Regions from separate parts of the Homo sapiens genome. Here region 2 is linked to region 1. A link is a contact called in ENCODE Hi-C or POLR2A ChIA-PET data. All regions are on one chromosome and are shown on one strand. Each heading gives the region's core, a stretch centred on a gene start or an enhancer-like site at or near the end of the contact. The rest is flanking DNA. Distances are from core to core; before and after follow the strand shown.

Evidence for each region. A loop is a pair of places that touch in the nucleus more often than their neighbours do. ChIA-PET counts read pairs that join two places held with the same protein, here RNA polymerase II (POLR2A). Pooled maps may share reads with other maps.
Region 2: a loop to region 1 is called in a map of heart right ventricle, with 8 times the contacts of the local background. The contact joins the promoter of CAGE1 here to the promoter of RREB1 in region 1. A Hi-C loop is called at or near these places in 2 of 168 maps with a recorded cell type or tissue (heart right ventricle and naive thymus-derived CD4-positive, alpha-beta T cell), 1 of 37 single-sample maps with no recorded cell type and 13 of 50 pooled maps. POLR2A ChIA-PET finds 5 or more read pairs at or near these places in 1 of 52 experiments (HEK293).

Annotation. Positions count from the first base shown.
Region 1 is chr6:7,106,237-7,109,654 of GRCh38, forward strand. RREB1 (ras responsive element binding protein 1) reads left to right here and starts at 1,725. Exons shown (of 13, transcript NM_001003699.4): 1 at 1,725-1,824. RefSeq lists an enhancer at 534-593 and silencers at 944-1,423, 1,484-1,703, 2,494-2,983, 3,004-3,093.
Region 2 is chr6:7,388,137-7,391,554 of GRCh38, forward strand. CAGE1 (cancer antigen 1) reads right to left here and starts at 1,606. Exons shown (of 14, transcript NM_001170692.2): 1 at 1,066-1,606. RIOK1 (RIO kinase 1) reads left to right here and starts at 1,672. Exons shown (of 17, transcript NM_031480.3): 1 at 1,672-1,937. The coding sequence starts at 1,867. RefSeq lists enhancers at 1,285-1,344, 1,355-1,404, 1,535-1,954, 1,558-2,344.

The sequences.
Region 1 (3,418 bases), core at 475-2,974:
CCCATCCCGAGACAGACACTTCTGTCTGCAGCCCTGAAAACTAGAGGTCAATGGAAGGGCTCAAATTAAAGGCCCACAGTTGGGCTTACAACTCTCCATGGTGTTCAAGCCTTCTCAGAGGAGCTGGTGTGGTGGAGCCAGGGTCAAAGGTCATAGTAAATAGAAAGTAGCCAGCTTTCTGCCTGCATAACATCATCTTGCCTAACCAGACTCAAACGCTTAATTCTACTGTAGTATTCTTTGGACATTCTTCTTTAGAACTACGGGGGCGGGGGGGGGGGGGCGTGTTTATTTTCAACAACCACAATCATCCTTATCTTTCTGAAGATGTTTCCAAAGGCTGAGAACAGACCCCTTTCAGAACCTCGGTAGGAGAAGTATTAACAGTTGGAAACATGTCAGCTGCTTTATGGAGGAAGCACAGCCCAGGCCTGGTTTCTCTGGGCTCCGTGATAACTTGGGGCAAGGCAGCCAGTGCGAAGCGTGGTGGCAGGAGCTGGAGAGATGGAGAGCGGCTCGGAGAAGGGCCCCTGCTTTTCAGAGTTGAAACAGGAGCCCTCTGAGAGAAAGAGATACTGCGTGTGGCTTCTCTGAAGCCTTGGAGGGCGACGTGGATGACACAGCATCAGCCATTCCATCGCGGGGTGGGGACACAGTGGCGGCAGGAACCGTCCTCAGCCCCTGGCGGCCACGGCAGTTCCCCGCTGAAGCATCCTTTGTGGGGTGTGGGTAAGGGAGGGGGACCAAAGTCGGGTCGGAGTTGAGTTTGTTAGACGGCGAGCACACTCAGGGCGGCAGCCCGAGTAAGAAGGATGGCCCCGGGAGAGAAACGGCTCGAAGCTAGGGGCGGGGTGAAGCGCCTGCTCCTTAATCTCCTGCCCCATCATCCACTCGCCCCACCTGGATGCAGAGCGAGGACCGCGTGGAAAGGAAACGGCGCGGGCGGGGCTCCCCCTCGCAGATGCCTCGGAGACCCAGAGGGGCGGCGTCAGGCCAGGGCCCCGAGCCCTACGCCCCCCATCCCCCCAACTCCAGCGCCTCTGAGGTGCCCCTCTCGCAATTCCGAGGCATCACCGTGTCTCCCCCGCCTCCGTTAAAATAGTGAAACTGCGGAGTGAAGTGATGGAAAGCCGGGGGCGGGGAGTCGCCCGCGGCGAGGGGCTGCAGGGGAGGGGGCGCGGTGGCCGAATAAGGTGGCCCGCGAGCAACGGGACGATTGGGATCGCAGCCAGTCGCGGCCTCCCGGACCCTTCCCCTCGGGCAGCCCGGCCCTCCCATGGCCCGGGGCGCCTTGGGAGGGCGTAGGGCAAACCTGGGGCTGCGGTGGGGGGTGGGGAGGGGACTCCACCTCCATCCATCCCGGGATGGCAACTGCGGTCACCCTGCTAAAGTCGGGGCGGGGGCGGCGGTCCTCCCCCTCACCCCCCCCAGTCCGAGCGCCGCCGCCGCCGCCGCCGCCGCCGCCGCGGCCGCTCAGTAACACGTCCCCAGGAGACTCGCAGGAGCAACACGTGATGTGTCTACTTATCAGGGTGAGAGGGGGAGAGCGAGACTCCGAGCGTGCGGGCGAGGAAGCTGGGCGGGGGGCCGAGACGGGGGCCGGGACGACGGCTGGGGCGCCGGGGTCGCCAGCTCCTCGCCCACCTCCCTCCCTGTGGGAGAAGAGGAGGAGGGGAAGTGACTGCGGAGTTGATGAACTTTGCACATCCAGAAACGCCATTTTGATTCCTTTTCCGGAACAAGTTTGCATCTCTCCTCGGTCTCTCCCTGAAGCCCACCGGTCCCCAACGCATCATGCCAGGGAGCCAAGCGTCCTGCCCGGCCGTAAGTACGTGCCCCGGATTCCGACTCGCGGTACGCCGGCGGCAGCGAGAAGTCTGGGGCACAGCCGGAGCGACCTTTTAAAGAACTTTGGGGATGGGGAGGGTGAAGTCTGCAGAGCGCGTTGTACTTTTGAAACTCGGTGTGTCCCGGAGCCGGGGACCCGCACGCCCCACTCCGCGCAGCGTGCGCTCGGGCCGGCGGGGCGGCCAGGGATGAGCGGGGCAGCCCTCTCCCCTCGGGCTGCGCGCCGGGCCATTCCTCCTCCTCCTCCTCCTCCTCCCCTTCCTCCGCTCTTTTCCCTTTCCCGAGCCGCCGGCTCTGCCAACCAGCTCCCAGCGCGAGCCGCCGCAGCGCCCCGCCAGCAGGACCTGATGCGCATCCATATTAGCCGTCCGAGCGCAGGAATCCGGCCCGACCCGCGCCGCCGAGTTTATTTTTAACCAGCACCGCCGGGACTCGGATGGTGCGCGCACCGCCGGCCAGAAACATCTTCCCAGCGCTGCTCTCCATCTTCCGCCCTCTCTCCCTCGACATCCTCCCCCCCATGTGGGAGGGGAAACTTTTCTCCTACATACTTTCGAGTCCTTCTCGGGCCGGGAAGCGCGGAGATGACGGCGCCCGCCCTCCCGCCGCCGCCCTAAGGTATCCGGGGGTGCCTGCCCGGGGTGCTCGCGCGGGGGTGCCTGCTCGGGGCTGCTCGGTGGGAGCATCCGCCGCGCCCTGCTCTGCGGACTTTGAACCTCCCGGGCGGACGGCGCCGGCCGGGAGGGGGCCGCGGGCAGCCCCGCGCCCTCGCGGGTTCCCGGCTGGCGGTCGTGGTCACGCCGACCACCGCCCCGGGGGGCCTGGGGAGGAGGGGACCGGGCCCTAGCCGTGCGGGCACGTATTGTTCCCTCGCCCTTCCGTTGGCGGGGTGAGTGTTTTCGTGGGAGCCCTCGGTGTGGAGCTAGCCTGCCTCGCGGGCGGGGGGGGTGGGGGGCTCGGCGCCGTCACGAGCACAGGAAGGAGGCCGGGAGCATCCGAGGCGGGGCCGGCCGCCGGGGCCCGCTCCGCCGCCCAGCTGTGGAGCGCGCTCGGAAACTTTTGTCCGCCGCCCGCTGGACCAGTTTTTCACGAGTTCTGGGGCTTCCCTTCCTCCTCCCATCCCGGCCCCCGGCGTCTAGCTGGGTGGGGGGAGGGGGCCTGTTGCTGCCCCCCCCGCCCCCAACTTCCCGCACAAGCCTTGGGCCGGGCCCCCCGCGCCCCCTCCCCGCTCGCGGTCTCTTAGGAAACTGCGACCTTAATGGTTGCTAAGGAGCAGGGGAGGTCCTTCCCGTCGCCGACCCCCTCCCTGGGAAGCGGCGTGTTTTCTGGACCGGGCCAAGGGCGCGTCGAGGATGTGACCTGCTCCGCGGCCGCGCGTGAGTGCGGGGCGCGTCGGCCGAGCCCACCGATGGGCGAGGCCACCTTTCTCTCCGGGCGGGGCGGGGAGCTGGGGGACGCGGGGACCCCACGGGGTGCGGGCCCGGGCCGCTTGACAGGCGCCGCGTGCAGCTCGCGCCCCTCGGCCGCCGTGCATCCGTGATGGGTTATAAAAGAGGAGGAAAGTATTTCT
Region 2 (3,418 bases), core at 356-2,855, 280 kb after region 1:
GAGCTCCAGAGCTGAGAGTGGAAAGGATGGCCACTCACATTGATTCTATAAATTTTTGTCCTTCCAGGCCATCCATAGCCTGGAGTGACATCCCCTACCCGGTACTCCCCTGCTCTACTCAGATCAGGCTCATTTCCCTGCAGACAGATAATGTTCCTTACGAATTAAGCTTCAGTCATCTGCCCTGGCACGTGCTTCTCTCCTAAAACCTTCCCATCTACCCATTCATCTATTTTCAAAATTCCTACAATGTCTTCAGTCTCTAAATCTCTATCTTACAATTCAGCACTTGGTGATTTCGTTTACTGTTTTAGAGCTTCACCACTGTTTCAAGGGTGTTAGTGTTTGTGTTTACAGATCATAAATGTCTTGAGAGGAGCATACTTAGGGCTTTCCAATATCCCCTACTGCAAATGGACCAGTGCTGTCTACACAGCAAATATTGATTGAATAAAACCTGCATTCCAATGACTTATTTCTATCAAGCTCTTTCAATTTATAGTCATTACTCATCTGCCTGGATTCTTTTATTGAATTTCTGAATGAATAGTTTATTGAAAATTAGTTGTTTTCAAACCTATGTCATCACTTGGTAAAATATAAAAAAGTAAGCCAAGCAGACCAGTCAGGATCAGTGAAAGGCCCAACTTTATGCTCACTTCTCCCTTGTCTTTCAAATAATGCTGCCTGGATTGTGGTGAGATCTGAAAAATTCTTGCTTTGTTTTCCCAATGCAAAAAAGCGCAAAGGCCTTGTTTCTTAGTTTTCTTGTTTGTGAACCCAGCACTTCCAATTACATTTCTACAACTTTGTTCATCCCTCATGTGGCACTGCACAATCTGCCAGTTTACCTTTTTAATTTAAAGTTAGACTATTTTTTCCATCTTTCATTTGTCCTTACAGGTTTATGTTGGATTTTTAACATATTTATCAAATGTTTGAATAGATGTTCCAGAGACATTCTAAAGCTGTTTTAAGATAGGAGTTAAAAGAGGTGTCACGGGAGTTACTCGCAAAAACTATAGTTTTGTTTAAAAGCTTTTTCAGTTGTAAGACAAACTTTACCTTTTTAAAAAGCACTTATCTCATTCATTTTTCACCTCAAAACGAGACACCAAACTTTTTAAGACACAAAAGTGTGCTCACTTCCAGGATCCATAGTTTCTTGGACCCACGCTACGGACCTGGCTCTCCCTCCCTCTGCACCGGGTTTTGTGGGAGGGAGAACGCTTTCCAACCTCCTCCACCAAGGACTCTCACAAACTCGCAATCGGGCTCCCGGAGTGCTGGAACGCCCCTGTGTGACGTCCGCCCGCGCCGGGGGAACTCCGCAGAGACAGGTGCAGCCCGCGAGGCCCGAGCGACCCTACTGTGGGTGCGGTGTCTTCCCAGAGAGTGGTGAAGTTAGGAAGGTACGACCCCCTAGGCCGAACAGCCTGTGGGCTAGCTGGCGCCTCCTGCCGCAGTAAACACAAAGTGGGGTACAGAAACGAAAACTCCGGGAAGAAACGGCCAGCACGGGCCTCGCCGTGCCGGCTACTCAACACGCCTTCCTGAGAGCACAGAACATCCACAGCCCTATACAGCGCGCCATCCAGAGAGCTCCGGACTCCCAGCTCGGCGCAGGGGCGGGACTTCCGCTCAAGTCAGACTTCCGGGCGAGGCGGTGAGGGGCTTCCGGTTGGGGTGGCAGGGTGGTGGATCTGTCGGTCCCGTTTTCCCGTCGCACGTGGTGGCCACTGTTGGCTTCTGAATGGTTTGCAAGGCGGATATCCACGCCAAGGCCTTTGGATCGGCCGTGGGTACATCCGTCTGAGCCGTTCCTTTCCATCGCAGAGCGGCGGCCTCCGGCGGCGCTCTCCAGTCATGGACTACCGGCGGCTTCTCATGAGCCGGGTGGTCCCCGGGCAATTCGACGACGCGGACTCCTCTGACAGGTAGGCGGCCGTACAGTGCCCTGGCTCTGGGTACGGCTCTCTCCTTGACCGCCCCCTTGGGGTGTGGACTCTTGTTTGCGGTTTAGAGGGAGACTAGTGGTTCATCACTCAGCGTCTCTCTTGACAACCCTTTGCCTGTTTCTGCATCCCAGCTGGGTTTTTCTCCCAGTTCACGCGGCAGAGTTAAGTGAAAGCTACTTGTCAAGGGAGTCTGCGGTTCTCAGGTCGGTTAGCGTCACTGGGAGGCAGAGTTGGGGATAGCGATTAGGAAACATGGGTTTTTGCGTTTTAACCACATTTAGCGTTCAACAAATACTTACTAAGCACTTAATATGTACCACGTTCTGTCCTGGGCGCCGGAGGTAACAAGAAGAACCAACTTCCTGCTGTCATGGAACTTTACCTTCTACGTGAAAGAGAGGGCACACCATTTAAAAACCAAATAATGATGTAGACTATGCAAATCGTTTGATATACCAAGTGGTGACTGAATGGGTAGGGAAAGGTTAAGTCCAGATTTGAATGACAAGGAGCTAATCCTGGCAAGAGCAGAGGGAACAGCATTTCACACAGAAGGGACAGCAAGAGCAAAGGCCCCGAGGCCAGAGTGCCTAGAGCACAGTGGAGGTAGTTGAGAAGATTGGTAGGGTGATAGAGAAGTAAGAAGGGGGGCCAGATCATGGAGACCTTTACAAGTGATGGTGAAAAGTTCAGATATTAATGTGGGTCTTATGGAAAGCCATAGGAGGGATTTTAGCAGAAGAATGACATTATTTGCTTGGTGATTTAAAGGAATCATTCTTTCTAGGTAGATGATGTTCATGGAGGGTGGGAGTGGAACAGAGAGACCAGTTCAAAAATAATAAGGTAATCAGATTCAAAGATGGTGGGGACTAGAGCCCAGATCCTAAAGATATGTCTTGGAGGTAGAAGTGGCAGCGTTTGGTGGTAGACTGGACGTGGAGTCTGGGGAAAGAGGGATGAAGGATAACTCCTGCCTAAAAGCAAAATGAAACATATTGGAGTTATTTTGGAATTCCAAGAAAACAGCTTGTACTTTATGTTTACAGTAAGGATTCATCACATGCGGATTTTGTTAATTATTGGGGATGTTTTCAATAAATATATGTATGTTGAATGCTTTCTGTGAGTCAGATCTAGTCTTAGGTGGTAGGGAGGCATTGGTAAATACCATCCTGAATGACACAGAGCTTGCACCCTAGCAGGGGAAACCGATATTATTAAATAATTAGACTATTTGTATTCGAATTGGGTAAGTAGTACAAAGGAGAAGTGGGGGAAAAATAGGGAAGACTTCCTTGAGCAAGTGATAGTGAGCTGATACTTGATGGATGAGTAGGGGTTAGCCAGAGAAAGAGGAAGGGCATTCCAGTTTTATGGTTACGGAGAAGTGTACAAAAAGCTTTAGAGAAGAAAAGCAGCAGAAGAAACACAGCCAGCATAGCTAGTGGGTAGTTAAT